Linked DNA regions of Mus musculus: region 1 is linked to region 2. Evidence: chromatin contacts called from ENCODE Hi-C or POLR2A ChIA-PET data. All regions are on one chromosome and are shown on one strand. The core of a region is the stretch at or near the end of the contact, and the rest is flanking DNA. Distances in the headings are between cores, read along the strand shown. Region 1 holds the start of Sart1 (squamous cell carcinoma antigen recognized by T cells 1). Region 2 holds the start of Ccdc85b (coiled-coil domain containing 85B).

Region 1 (7,562 bases), core at 1,030-3,529, 69 kb after region 2:
AAGCAGAGCTCCAAGGTATCCAGCATAGGGTGCAGGCCCGGCCCTTCCTGTTCCAGCAGGCCATGCAGGTGAGGGCTAACAGCTGTGCAGGCCCACCTCCATCACCACCAACGGAGCTGCTTCGACAAGTGTGTAGTGAAACAAAGTTGGAGTAGGGTCCTATCTGTCCCCCCTTCTTAATAATCGGAGCTCCATGGTGACCCCAAGCAGCCTTGGTGAAGGGTAGGAACCTTTTTTTTTTTTTCTCCCATCAGACCAACGCCAGACTCACTGCAAATCGGCGCTTCTCCCAGGTGCTGTCAGCACTGGGGGTAGACGAGGACCAGCTGCTGGCCGAGGCAGGCAATGCTGAGAGCACCCCCCGGAAGCACAGGTGAGGGGGGACAAGGTACCCGCCTAGTGTTCTCCATGTCACCCAGGGCTATTGTCCCCACCTTCCACTGAGACCAGAGTAGGACCTTACTTGAGGACAAAGGAACAAATACACAGTAAAGCTAGTCTAGGACTCTAAGCAAGATAAGCCAAGCAGCTGGTGCCACTCTGTCACCCTTCAGACTGTCCCTTACACCTTAGAGTGAGGAACCTGGTACAGAGAAGGGATTGTAAGATTCACTTCACAGTAAAACCAACCCCCAAACAACTGAGACTGCAGGAGGGGGTGTCACTTTTCAGGGTTACACAGCAACTAAGTATAGGACTTAGATTTAGATCACAGGGTAAAAGGCTGCACTGGGCATGGAAGAGGGTGCTGTGGAGCCCACTGGTCTCCATCTGTGTCTTTAAGGAGCAACCGATCACTTAGAGCAGAAATGGAGCCCTCTTCTCAGAGCCCCCCCAAAACAGAGCCAACCAGCAGCCAGCCTGGAAGACGCCCCTCCCCAACCCTGGACCCAGACTACAGTCCCCGAGAGAAAAATTAAACGCTTTATGGCCAAGTACAGTGTGAGACTTCTGAGGGGAGTTGGCTGTGGGTCGGAGATAGGTAGCGGAAGTGGGTGGCAGAGGTTGAGCTGTTTCCCCCACGCCCTGGAAACCCAGGCTACACCTCATTCTCAACAAGCCGTCTCTCTACTGAGGCGTGGGGCACCGGAAAGGAATCCGCTGAGACTTTGCCATGCTTTCCCCAACATGCCAGGGGACCTAGAAATCTTAGTGAACAGGACCCTGCCTCTGAAGGCGCTCAGTCTCGGGGTGGACCTTCAAAGGTGCCCATCCCCCACACCAAACCACACCAGCGAGGTGCTACACCGGAAGTCCAGAGAGGAGCAACGACTATCAGATGGGAGTGTGTGAACCCTTAACTTAAACCCTTAACCCTTTACTCAACCCAAAACAAAGCAACCAAACTAAACAAACAATCAAACAAACAGAAACCCAGGAAAAGTCGAGAAAAGCATGTAATCCCAGCCTGGGCTACATAGTTAACAGGCTAGACAGAACGGGAAAAACAAAAAAAGGAGGGAAAGCATATACATGCACAAATGTGCCGAATTTGCACTCAAGCCTGGAGTGGCCATGCACACGAGAGGCTGACAGAGGGACTGTGGTGGGTTTGAAGACAGCCAGGGGTAAGTAACAAGTACTAGACCTACCTTTACAAAAAAAGAAAACTAGAAACAAACCATCACTCAGTATCACCAGGTTTATAGGCACAAATTCAAAGAGCACTCCAAAGCCTAGTTAAAAAGGTCCAATCCAGCTGGGCGGTGGTGGCGCACGCCTTTAATCCCAGCACCTGGGAGGCAGAGGCAGGCGGATTTCTGAGTTCGAGGCCAGCCTGGTCTACAGAGTGAGTTCCAGGACAGAGAAAACCCCTGTCTAAAAAATAATAATAAAACGGTCCAATCCATCAGTCTAGGGGACATAGGATGACGGTAGCGTTCGCTAAAAGAAAGAGTATTTTCCAACTCTGGATGGAGCCCCGGCACTAGGGAGCTTGCTTGGACAGTCACTGGAGAGGGGGCTGCCCACAGAGAGACTTGAGGCACAGAGCACCACGAAGCGATCAGAGTGGAAGGGGAAGGAGGCAGGGGAAACTTCTAGCTCCGGAGATGATGACCCAGTACCATGCTAAAGTTCTTACGGCTCTACGACTACCATCTTAGATGGCGCGAGAGGGTGGACGGCGCAGTCTCTACAGGTGCGCGTGCGCAGAGACCAGTAGCTGGCAGGCGGGACCGCGCACCCTCAATCAGTCCCTCCCGTGAGCCTTTGGAGGTTCCCAGGCAGGCCCCGGAAACAGCCCCTCTTAGTTTCCGGCAACAGGAACGGGGCGGTCGCGCGACCCGGAAGCGTTCCCATTTCGCGTCGTCTGGGCTAGGGTAGCGGCCCGGCTCCAGGCGGACGCAATAATCATGGGGTCGTCAAAGAAGCACCGTGGCGAGAAGGAGGCGGCCGGGACGACGGCTGCGGCCGGGACTGGGGGCACGACCGAGCAGCCGCCACGGCATCGCGAGCATAAGAAACACAAGCACCGGAGCAGCGGCGGCGGCAGCAGCGGCGGCGAACGACGGAAGCGGAGCCGGGAGCGTGGGAGTGAGCGCGGGAGCGGGCGGCGTGGGGCGGAAGCCGAGGCCCGCAGCGGCGCGCACGGTCGCGAACGAAGCCAAGCGGAGCCCTCGGAGCGGCGCGTGAAGCGGGAGAAACGCGATGACGGCTACGAGGCCGGTGAGGGCGGGGCCCGGGGGCGGGGCAGGGTCTTGGGATGCCCAGGACGGAGGGTACGGGAGGACCTCGAGGGCCATCTGCCTCTCGGGTTAAAGACGTCCTCCGGGTGTTTGGGGTTAAACGTTGACGTCTCCACGTTAAGCTTTAAGAAGACAGGAGTCTTCCTGCCTTCCCTGTCTTCCTGGCACTTCACAGCAATGCATTGGGTGGGTGAATGAGGTGGGACGAGCGTGTACAGACAATCGACCAATAGCTCATAGCGGAGACATGAAGCAGTAAGATAGGCTTGGGTCTGAACCAGCGCTGTAAGCCCTGTTGAGAAGTTTGGGCTTTGTTATGAGGATGGTAGGGAGCCAAGGATTTGAGTAAGCAAGTGACTTGAATTGCATGATATTTTATGAAGATCAGTGGGTTGAGAGCTTGTCAAACGTAGGACCAGAGATCAAGAGATCGGGAGGGAGGTCCAAGCAACCAGGTGAGGGCTAATAGTATGCATGTTTCTCTATGCAGCGGGCCGGAGAGAAGTGGACAGATTGAATAGGAATTCGGTCTGATTGGCCTGGTGAATGGAGGTGTCATCTGTTGGAACTGAGTTTAGAAGAGAAGCAGATTTGAGGCAGGGGAGAATGACACAGTTTTGGGAGAACTTTATGTTTGGTGTATATGGGAAACCTTACAGTTTAAGTGAGATAGAGTGACTTTGGGCTGGTGTGTATTCAGGAAACCAAAGAAGTGCCTTAGAACATGTGGAATGAGAACGAGAGTCAGGCATAGAACCTGCTAAATTCCAGTAGTTCAGTTGTGGGCAGAGGAACATGTTGAGGAGCATAAATAGTAGCCAGTGGCAGGAACCCACAGTCTGCCCATAGGATCTATGCAAAGAGAGCATTGCTGAAGTGTGATCCACCACAGGACATTAATCTTTTAAACAAAGGATTGTTTTTATGTTAATGCATTTGAGTATTTTACCCTCATGTGCCCGTGCCAGCAGAGGTCAGAAGAAGGCATCGGATCCCCTGGAACTGAATTAGATGGCTGTGAGTTGCCATATGGATTCTGAGAACCAAATTTGGGTCCTCTGTAAGAACAGCAAGTGCTCTTATCCCCTGAGACATCTCTCCAGTCTCCAGATCAGAAATTTTCTTGAAAGTAATCTGCTAGTTGGAAAAAGGGAGACTTGGGACTTGACAGTTCCCACAGAAAGTGGAGTGGTGCCAAGGCAGAGAAAGGGACTGTTGGGTTAAAGAAGAGAGTGACTGCAGTGGTTGAATACGGCAGAGATTTTTGAGAAGATGCCCTCCTGGTAGGGCCTGGTTGGGGGAGCTAAATTTGATGCATCTTCCTCTGTATGGTGTTTGTTGAAGTTCTCTTCTGTTTGTGGGATGGGTAGAGCAGGTCCAGGGTGCATGCCTGCTTATTTATGTTCTTGTTTATGTACATGTACCTGTTCAGCAGCCATGGATGAGCTGGGTTACCCTGAAAGGGGGGCTGGAAATGAAAAGGACTGGGTGCGAGAGAAGGATGAAGCCAAGACAAACGTTTCTGCACGGCTCAAAGTTCAATAGTCAGCCCTGCATTTATATAGGGAGAGCCCGCAGATTTGTTTCTGCTGGACTGAGCTGCAAAGTGAGCTCAGTGGGCAGTCTGCTCCTGTGGGAAGTTGACTCCACCTGGGTCTGGGTCGTTACTGTAGCCTGCTCAAGGCTGGGGGAAGGGCACGTGTATACATCGGGCGTGGAACACTGCTGTGGGCAGAAAGGGCCAGAAATGGTGAGCAGTGCTGTGCAGTTGAAGGCAGAGCCTTAACTCTGGTTAGTAATTGAACAGGGCTTCATGGTGGTTCGAACTCAGAAGTCCACCTGCGTCTGCCTCCCAAGTGCTGGGATTAAAGGCGTGCCCAGCCCACTGCCCGGCTCTTGATTCTTGATAGAATTTTATCGGGGCTGGTGAGATGGCTCAGTGGGTAAGAGCACCCGACTGTTCTTCCGAAGGTCTGAAGTTCAAATCCCAGCAACCACATGGTGGCTCACAACCATCCGTAATGAGATCTGACTCCCTCTTCTGGAGTGTCTGAAGACAACTACAGTGTACTTACATATAATAAAAATAAATAAATTTAAAAAAAATAAAAATTAAAAAAAAAAAAAAAAAGAATTTTATCATAACAAGAGCAGAAAGGACAGTGGAGGCTGAAGGTACAATATGGAGTGCCACAGTGAGGGATGCAGAAAGTTGGGCTGTTGGGTGAGAAGGGAAGGTATTGGAAGAGGCAGTCCTGCCAGCCCAGGGCCTGGGTAGGAGCTGTCAGGGAGCTCGGGAAAAGCTCCTGTCCTTTACCCAGGTGCTGGTGAGGGGCCCTTGTCTTTGACCTTGCGGCTGGACCAGCAGTGTTGCTTCCTGGTCCTGGTTCATGGGTCCCTTAAGCCGTTCTCCTTATTGTTCTAGCTGCCAGCTCCAAAGCCAGCTCTGGCGATGCCTCATCCCTCAGCATTGAGGAGACCAAGTAAGTGCCAGCTCCTTAGAGTCTGCTTTCCTCAGAGACAGGGTGCACCTAGGGCAGCCTGCAGAAAGCTTTTCATCATGGGTGGAGCCAGTTGGAAGGGCCAGATGAGTCAGGTAGCCAACCAGAGGAGCGCTAAGAACCAGGAGGAAGGAGGATCCCCTGATGTGGATGAGGGCCTGTGCCTGGTGTCCTCAGGACTGCCAGGTCTCACCTTGTTCTCCCCTCCTGCCTATCCACTAATGCACTTGAAGCCCCACTTCTCAGACCCTAATACTTCTATCTCTTGTCTTCAGTAAACTCCGAGCAAAGTTGGGGCTGAAGCCCTTGGAGGTCAATGCTGTTAAGAAAGGTGAGTGCAAGGCGGAGGAGAGGGCTGAGTGGGCTTCTGAGGGAGACAGTGGGTCTTAGCAGGCAGAGGCAGCACCACTTATGCACATTTATGTATATTTTGTCAGAGGACCAAGACTCCCATTTATATTTCAGTGGGAATCTGGGAGGTGCTTTCTCTGGGTCCTGCATCCCGACTGTAGACAGACTAAGGGATATATATGCACAGTTGCTGTAATCTGTCTGAGTGGTGTTAATTTGTGTTTTTTAAACAAACATACATGCCAGAAAATGGGGGGAATCCCCCCACGTGATCTGAGAAGCTCTGTACGGCATAGAGGGAGGATTCTTGTCATACTGTGTGGAGTGATAAAAAAAGTGGGGGGGATGAGGTAGAAACAGGGAGGTGAAAGGATTCTTTCCCCTCTCCTGGCCCCTTCTGGCCCTCTCAGCTGGAAGGAGCAGGGTGAGTGGCTCCCTCCTCTCCCCACCAGCCATGGGCAAGCATAGCCTCACGTCTGGGCCCCCCTTCCAGAGGCGGGCACCAAGGAGGAGCCCGTGGCAGCCGATGTTATCAACCCCATGGCCTTGCGACAGCGGGAAGAACTGCGGGAGAAGCTGGCAGCTGCCAAGGAAAAACGCTTGCTGAACCAAAAATTGGGGTGAGGGTTTCTTGGCCAAGGACAGAGGCTTGCTTCCCAATTCCTGGGTTGGGCTGGGAGAACACATCTGGGTTCCCTCCTAAGTGTCTTCCTCCTCAGGAAAATAAAGACACTGGGGGAGGATGACCCCTGGCTGGATGATACTGCAGCCTGGATAGAGAGGAGCCGGCAGCTACAGAAAGAGAAGGACCTGGCAGAGAAGCGGGTGAGAGCACCTGGCAGTGTAGGGCAGTTGCCAGGGTGGTCTGTGCTCAGGGGCATGTGGGTTCTCCATGTTCACTGCCCACTTGTCCTTTTGTGTAGCCAAGTGGGAGCATCCTGGGGGTTTTGGGGCACTGATGATGAGGTCACTGTCCATGCTTTCTTTGGCCACAGGCTAAGCTACTAGAGGAGATGGACCAAGAGTTTGGTGTGAGCACTTTAGTGGAGGAGGAGTTTGAGCAGAGGCGACAGGTGAGTTCCAGCTTCCAGAGACTTTATCTGGTAGACACTATCTCAATTATGGGCATCCCAGAGTTGAGTGGCTTCTGGCTTCTGACTTGGGTAGCTCTCTCTGTAGGACCTGTACAGTGCCCGGGACCTGCAAGGCCTCACTGTGGAACATGCCATCGATTCTTTTCGAGAAGGGGAGACTGTGGTCCTCACCCTCAAGGACAAAGGTGAGCTGGGCTGGTTACTCTGTGTGGGTCTAGACGCTGTTGAGCTGTGACAGGTGGTGACTGCTGGCTCTGCTCTGCCGTCTCAGGGGTACTGCAGGACGGGGAGGACGTGCTGGTGAATGTGAACATGGTGGACAAGGAGCGGGCGGACAAGAACGTGGAGCTTCGGAAAAAGAAGCCTGACTACCTGCCCTATGCGGAAGATGAGAGTGTGGACGATTTGGCACAGGTTTGCCTGTGGGGCAGCAGCTGGGGCAGATGGTGTTTGCTAAGAAATCTGGAGTTCCATGGCTTCTCAAGAGTTGGCCTAGGTCCTAGCCACCATCTTGTCTTACAGCAAAAACCTCGTTCTATCCTGGCCAAATATGATGAGGAACTGGAGGGCGAGCGACCACATTCCTTCCGTCTGGAGCAGGGTGGGATGGCCGATGGCCTGAGGGAACGAGAGTTAGAAGAAATCCGCACCAAGCTACGGCTGCAGGCTCAGTCTCTGAGCTCCGTAGGGCCCCGGCTTGCCTCTGAGTACCTCAGTCCCGAGGAGATGGTGAGTCTCTGCTTTGTGATGGTACAGTTCTGCCACTTGAGGTCACGAGCTGCCACATGCGCTTGGGGGTGGTGGTGGGAAGCTGAGTGTTGACACTGGCTGAGCAGTAAATGGCAGCCCGAGGAAGTGTGCTAGTGTCTGTGGCAGGGGCGCTGGGCCGGATGGACCTATGTTTTTGTTCCAGTTCTGTTCCCAAGCCA
Region 2 (6,945 bases), core at 3,613-6,112:
AACACTTCAACAAATGACTAGGTTTTTGTTGTTTGTTTCGAGACAGGGTTTCTCTGTGTAGCCCTGGCTGTCCTGGAACTCACTCTGTAGACCAGGCTGGCCTCGAACTCAGAAATCCACCTGCCTCTGCCTCCTGAGTGCTGGGATTAAAAGCATGCGCCAGCACCCCTGGCATGACTAGGTATTAATAACTACCATCATTTGACAATGTTTGCCAGCCTTTGGCATTTTTCCTTAAAAGAATGCTTACTTATTCCTGTCCTTAAGTTCAATTTAGCATCACGACCGTCAATCTCTGGCTCTTCAAGAGCCTGAATTAGAACGGATTCTCCTGAGTAACTTGGAGTGAACCAAGCAGCATACACACACGAACTCATTCTAGACACAAAGGAAAGGCACTCAAGGCCTATAAAGGTTGTAGCAAGAGCCCAGACCCATACCCATAGCCATCTGCGCCCAGTTTACACCCTGGTACTTCTCCCTTAAAGACAAGGCATGAATGCTACCAAAACGGCTCATGGATAAGGTAGGATCTAGCTCCCTTGTCGATTTCAAGGGATAGATGTGGCCAAGAACAGCATCTTCTAGGCAGGAGTACCATGAACAAAAACAAACTTGGGGCTCAAGAAATGTTAAGTCCAGAGAGGTCTATAGTGACCCAACCTGAGTCTGAAGGTCGAGGACAGTGGGAGCCAATGAAAATCTATAAGCAAAGGAAAGCCACGGTCAGACTGAGCCTAAGCCTGGTCCGCCTGGCCAGAGGGGAGGTGGAGGGAGGAGAGGGTTTATATGAAGAAGGAACTGGTTCCACAATCATGGGCTAGACCACGGGCTAGAGGTGGGGCTAGAGTAGTAAGAAGGATCCAGAGGTGGGCTAGACAGGTAGTGGTGTTATGTGTAGAACCCACCTGCCTCCGGCAGCTCTTGAGAGTAATTCCTGTTTTGGTGCTGATGTCATCCAGGTCTTTCTTGGTACCCTTGGACAGCTTCTTGCCCAAGACCTCCCGAACAAAGGCCTCATCAAAGGTGTAGTACCTTGTGGAGGCACAGGTCATTATTGGTGATCCATTAGGGAAGGAGAAGGGAGTTTGGAATTGGTTTCTCTTGTTCTCAATTTTCTAATTTCCTGAGTTCACCCCATCTACCCCTGTGTATATCCCAATACCCTCCCCCCAGACTCAGCTTCAGTCTACAAAATGGGTATAAGTCAGATTGACTGACATCCCTGCCAGTACCCACCCCCGTCCCCCACCCCTGGTGAGCACCTCTCGATGAGGAGTGTCTGTCGGGAGGGAGGAATCTGGAAGATGAGCTGGTGCAGCAGCTTCGGCGGCGCGTGCAGCAGACGCTCAAGCATGTGAAAGGTGCGGTAGTGGTCCATGGTGTCGCTCTGCAGCACTCCTGTGGTGGCTCCCGTCTGCTCCAAGATTCCGGAGCGTACTCGCAGAGCCACTGCATCGTTCACTGAGGAGTGGGCGCTACCATAAGACCCTAGAGGCCCTCCAGGGGTTCCACCTCCACCTCCAATCCTTACACTTCCCCGACTTCCCGCAGTCTGTCCACTTCCCTAAACCAAGCCTAAATCCTAGCCACGCCCCCTCTTCCCGATCCCCAACAACAGCTTCCCGGGAGGGCGGCTCACAGACCTGAGTAACCATCCAGCCAGAGGCGATACACGTCTTCATCTATAAGGGTCGTGTTCCCCACGAAAATGTCTAGTTCGCTGGTCATGACGATGCCCGGGCCGGGTTCGCCCGAAGCTGGAGCTTGTACGGGCCCCGGCCGGGCGAGTAGCCGCAGAGCGACTTCCGGGAGTTCGGAGATTTTGCTCCGGGCACCCGGAGCTGATGAAGGACCACTTCCGGGACGGAGCTAGTGAGACACCGCTCAGCTCTGTGAACGGTTTTTCGGAAGATGTCGGGATAGTCTTCTCTCAGTCTACCCTGTCTTGCAGATTCTCCCGTTAACCCCTTCTGTCACTCCCATCTTCTCAGTTTTCTCAGAGCCTCCCAGTTTTGACCTGTATCCTAAATTAGAATGTTTCCAAGGTTCTATCGTAGCGATTGCTAGGTGTATGTGGCCCTTACTTCCATTGTCCATAAGACAGACAGATGACCATTTTTCTTGTTCCCGGAGTGTATTTATTTTTATTGTTTTGAATAATGTGTATGTGGGGAGAGGGTGTGTACGTGTGAGTGCAAATGTTCTTTGAGACCTGAGGTATCAGGTCCCCTGGAGTTAAATTTACAGGCAAATATGAGTTAGTTGCACATATGGTTGTGGTTCCTTGCTTGTAACCACTTAGCTTTCTCTCCAGCCCCAGTTTTTCACCACATACTACACCCACACACAAGCTAGTGACTTCACTTAAAGTCTTTCAGAGCTCTGCCTGGAAGTAGGTATCTGCAGGGGCACCCATCTAGTAAGGCTGTCTTCTTTGTCTTTTCATGAGGCAGTAAAAGATTTACACAGGAGCCACCAAGCCTGAGTTCGTTCTCCTGCACCCATACTGTGTAAGGAAAGAACCAGCTCCAGGTTTTGTTTTGTTTGTTTGTTAAGACAAGGTCTTACTTTGTAGTCCAGGCTAGTCTAAATTGGCAGCAGTCTTTGATCTTCAACCTCCCAAGCATTGAGATTACAGGATAGGAACCACCAGTATACCTAGTCCTTATCACCTGATCTCTACATATGTATGCACTGTTGTATAATACATAAATATAGCTTACTGGCTATAATTACTAATAAAATTAACCCTGTATAACCTTTAATCCCAGCACTTGGAAGGCAGGCAGATATCTGAATTGGAGGTTAGCCTGGTCTACAGAGTGAGTTTCAGGACAGCCAGGGCTACACAGAGAAATCCTGTCTCGAAAAATGGGGGAAAATGAGTTCTACAAAAGCCAGTTCATCTCAGTGCACTTGCGGGTTGCTACCTAGAGACAGGGGGAGGAGGTCCTGGAGGAGGTCCTGGTTTATAAGACCAGGTCTCCCACTCCACTTCTGGTCCCTAGGCGGAGCACATTTTAGGGTTTCTAGACAGATCCCTCTCAGCTCCAGTCTGTTTCCCTGTACTCTTATCTCCGTGGCAGCCTCAGCACCCATCTCGTTCTAGAAACCTGGGCTATCTCCCAAATTTCTCTCTTCAGGCATTCAGAGCTGTTGATGTGCCTGCTGAGTGCCTCTCTCTGCGGCTTACTCCCCGCCCCACTGACTCAGTGCCAGCCTAGTTCTGCACAGCTCTCTGTTCACTGACACAGTGTTATTCATCTACAGTGCACTCTGCCACCAGAATCCACCCCACACAGCACACGTGGAGACTTCTTTGGCGGGGACAGAGTTGGGGACAAAGTCTCCTACAGATCAGGTCTTGAATTTGCTGTGGGGAGGATGACCTTGAATTCCTGAGGCTCCTGCAGCTCCCTTCCAAGTGCTGGGATTACTGGCAAATACCAACACAACTGGCTTCAGAAAAGTCTTTTTAAAATGTATATTTTCTTGACTGTGGTGGTTCATGCTTGTAATTCCTACACAGAGGCCAGAGAATCTCCGTGAATTGGAGGCCAACCTGGTCTACTTTCAGGCTCTCCAGGATTACATACCCTGTCTCAAAACATTTTGAAATGTTATTTCCCTCTTTAAAATTCTACCTGGCCTTTGTCAAGCCTCTAGCCCAGAACTGCAGGTCCTTAAGAACTCGACATCTATCCGCCATTGAAGTCTACTTCCCTTTCCAACTTCAACCTCTCAAGCACTGGGATTGCAGGATAGGAGCCACCAATATACCCTGCTCTTCAAAGCCTCCTCATCTTACCACTTCCCATATACCCACGCTTACCAGACTCTCAGAACTAGCCTCGCTTAATCCTAAAGGAGCTAGACTCTCCAGGGCAGCAGTGACTCTTCCCACACTTCTTGCTTCTTTCACATACTCTTTCTCTCTTGGCAGTCTTGTATTTTGTGTTTTGATGACAGGGTCTCTCTACATAGTCCTATCTGTCCTGGAACTCCCTGCTGGCATCTTATGCATCTTTAATGGCCCCTCAGGTATTTCCTCTTTGGGAAATATTTTGGGGATCTCAGAGACTACTTCTGTATCACATCCTTTTTTTATGGTCCAAGAATAAACCAGGGCCTTCCACATGCTAGGTAAGTGCGTTGTCATTGAGCCATATGCTCAACGTGAGCTTCTGTGCCTGCCCTCTCTCTCTTCCCCAAAAGATTCTCTCTCTCTCTCTCTCTCTCTCTCTCGCTCTCTCGCTCTCGCTCTCTCTCTCTGCAAGACAGGGTTTCTCTGTGTAGCCTTGGCTTCTTCTGTCAGATTTTGACCTTTTTGATCAAGTACAGGATTATTGTTAAGCGTATTTCTACACGGACCTTTCACACAACAAAGGTTTATTAAACAAACAAATCCTTTGGATGGCCCATCCTGCAGGCAGGAAACGGTCCCTGGGAGGAAGGGAGGGAGGGTTGGGAATGGGCCAGGACCTTTGACTCTAGATTCGGAGTAGCTGCGAGGGAGTGATGCTTCATAGTTCTCGGAAAGGAAGAAGAGCCTGGTAAGCCATCTGTTTAGCTTCTGTTGCGGAGTGGGAAGGAGTCAAAGGCAGACACCTGAATATCATTTCTCAAAAAGTGCTCGAGGGATTTTGGAACATGGAGTCCTGTAACGCCTTCAAGTCCCGCTGAGATGACCATAGAAGGAAAGGAGAGAGAAGGTCTCTACTGTTTGAGGGTCGTGACACCCAGGTCCGGAGTGGGCGAGAAAAGAGAGCTACAGGCTTAGGCTCCGCCCCTTCCTGGGAGACTTTCTGGATTGGCTGTTCTTGGGCAACATCACGAGGCCCCGCCCCGGCGCGCGCCCTGCCTCGTGCCCACCCCAGGGTAGCTGCTGCAGCCTACGCTGCCTCTTCCACTGCCTACGGTCCTCGGAGCCAGAGCCCGGGTCGGAGCCTGAGAGGCAACCGGCCCGAGGAGGGGCTCCAGAGCCTCGGCCGTGGGCGGGCGATGCTGCAGCTGCCTGATCAACTATGGAGGCCGAAGCAGGCGGCCTGGAGGAGCTGACGGACGAGGAGATGGCGGCGCTGGGTAAGGAGGAGCTGGTGCGGCGCCTGCGGCGGGAGGAGGCGGCGCGCCTGGCAGCGCTAGTGCAGCGCGGCCGCCTGATGCAGGAGGTGAATCGGCAGCTGCAGGGTCACCTGGGCGAGATCCGTGAGCTCAAACAGCTCAACCGGCGCCTGCAGGCGGAGAACCGGGAGCTGCGCGACCTCTGCTGCTTTCTGGACTCGGAGCGCCAACGAGGACGGCGTGCGGCGCGCCAGTGGCAGCTCTTTGGGACCCAAGCATCCCGGGCGGTGCGCGAGGACCTGGGTGGCTGTTGGCAGAAGCTAGCGGAGCTGGAAGGCCGCCAGGAGGAGCTGCTGCGGGAAAATCTGGCCCTTAAGGAGCTTTGCTTAGCACTGGGCGAAGAGTGGGGCCCCCGCGGTGGCCCCGGCGGCGCAGTGGGCTCAGGTGCTGGGCCCACACCCGAGCTCGCCCTGCCACCGTGCGGGCCCCGCGACCTAGGCGATGGAAGTTCCAGCACTGGCAGTGTGGGCAGCCCGGATCAGTTGCCCCTAGCCTGCTCCCCTGATGACTGAGGGCGCCGCATTTTCCACGCCAATGCCTGCCTGGATTGCTCCCTGAGCTCGGGGAATGCTGTGGACCTCCAGACCTGGTCGTAGCTTCGGCTGAGCACCAGGGCGCTGGAATGGACTGGAAAAGCCCTGGCACTGAGGAGGGCTCCTTGCTCTTGCTGGCAGAGCAGCAGGGGAAATGGAGGCTGAAGTGGAGGGACTTGCTGTGTGGTTGGGTGGGGACTAATAAACTGGGAAGGAAGCAGAGCCCGAAGCCTGGCCAGCTTGTGTCTAGAACTCGCCGGGGTTGGGAAGAGGGCGTAAACCCAGAGATGCAGTGCAGTTCTCATCCGGAGGAACTGCAGAGCTAGGGCTGACTCCCTATTACCTGGGATTGGGGTGGGATTTGAGACGGTGGTAGACCACTAACTCCCCCGATGGGCGCCAAGACAGGCTGAAATCCGGCCGCTGTAGTGGCTCCAGCTCCCTTCCAGGCTCCTTCCTGTCTAAAACAATGGGACAGGAAGCAGGTGTTGGGGGCCTAAAGCCCACTGAACCGCCTGCATGGATGGTGGAAGGATATACCACCGGCCTTCCCTGCCCCCCCCCCAGTCCTTAAGACAGGAGCAGTGTGGGTTCCCATGGGGAAAATAATTGATAATCTTCTTTGCTTGCACTCCAGAGCATTCTTAGTCTCTCAGTATAGGAGACAAGGAAGAGCAGAGGGTCGCCCCATTCTTCAGGTGAGAATATGGAAGTCCAAAAACATATGGTAGTTTCTTCAAGGTCAATGCTGAGACTGGAACCTGGAACTCCTGTTCCAAATGGTCTCCTTTAGCCTCTGGATCCAACATGACAACCCAGACTAGAGCTTCAAGCCTTTTATTCCATTTTGGAAGGTTTGTATAAAAATAGTCTCTTTAGGAAAATAAATAGCAGCTGCCCTTGCGGTGGAGGCTCGGATACCCTGAAGCTAAGCGCTTCTCAGAGCTAGGGAGTGCAGCTCCGCTCCTCACAGAAGCCCCTGGCGCCTCCTGCGTTGTGCCATTCAGGAGGAGCCTGCAGGATGTCCGGTGCTGCTGGCTGTTGATGCTGTGTGAGTTAGTGTTCTAGGCTAGTCAAAGGGCACCTTCTGTCTAGGTGTAGAGTAGGCTGGATAACATGAAGAAAGTGACGTGGTGTGGGAAAGTGGTCTGCAAGGGGTAAGGGTGTCAAAGGACCCCTGGGGATCTACAAAGTCTGGGCTGCCAGGCGTTCTCTGGCAGAGGGAACATATTTTCCTCTAATTTTGTGCAAATTATGATAGGCCAGCTCTAGAAAAACAGTGAGCAGC

What was found. A loop is a pair of places that touch in the nucleus more often than their neighbours do. ChIA-PET counts read pairs that join two places held with the same protein, here RNA polymerase II (POLR2A).
Region 1: POLR2A ChIA-PET joins it to region 2 with 58 read pairs in Patski. The contact joins the promoter of Sart1 here to the promoter of Ccdc85b in region 2. A Hi-C loop is called at or near these places in 1 of 37 maps with a recorded cell type or tissue (T-helper 17 cell). POLR2A ChIA-PET finds 5 or more read pairs at or near these places in 3 of 5 experiments (Patski and embryonic stem cell).

Annotation. Positions count from the first base shown.
Region 1 is chr19:5,383,420-5,390,981 of GRCm38, reverse strand. Sart1 (squamous cell carcinoma antigen recognized by T cells 1) reads left to right here and starts at 2,279. Exons shown (of 20, transcript NM_016882.3): 1 at 2,279-2,667; 2 at 5,113-5,170; 3 at 5,464-5,519; 4 at 6,033-6,159; 5 at 6,259-6,364; 6 at 6,535-6,612; 7 at 6,719-6,818; 8 at 6,905-7,047; 9 at 7,156-7,362. The coding sequence starts at 2,355. D330050I16Rik (RIKEN cDNA D330050I16 gene) reads right to left here and starts at 2,646. Exons shown (of 1, transcript NR_033224.1): 1 at 913-2,646. Tsga10ip (testis specific 10 interacting protein) reads left to right here. Exons shown (of 8, transcript NM_001373978.1): 6 at 1-68; 7 at 255-373; 8 at 785-935. The coding sequence ends at 920.
Region 2 is chr19:5,455,480-5,462,424 of GRCm38, reverse strand. Ccdc85b (coiled-coil domain containing 85B) reads left to right here and starts at 4,862. Exons shown (of 1, transcript NM_198616.4): 1 at 4,862-6,945. The coding sequence starts at 5,028. The coding sequence ends at 5,636. Fosl1 (fos-like antigen 1) reads right to left here. Exons shown (of 4, transcript NM_010235.2): 4 at 6,487-6,945. Fibp (fibroblast growth factor (acidic) intracellular binding protein) reads right to left here and starts at 1,818. Exons shown (of 10, transcript NM_021438.4): 1 at 1,647-1,818; 2 at 1,266-1,464; 3 at 909-1,035. The coding sequence starts at 1,731.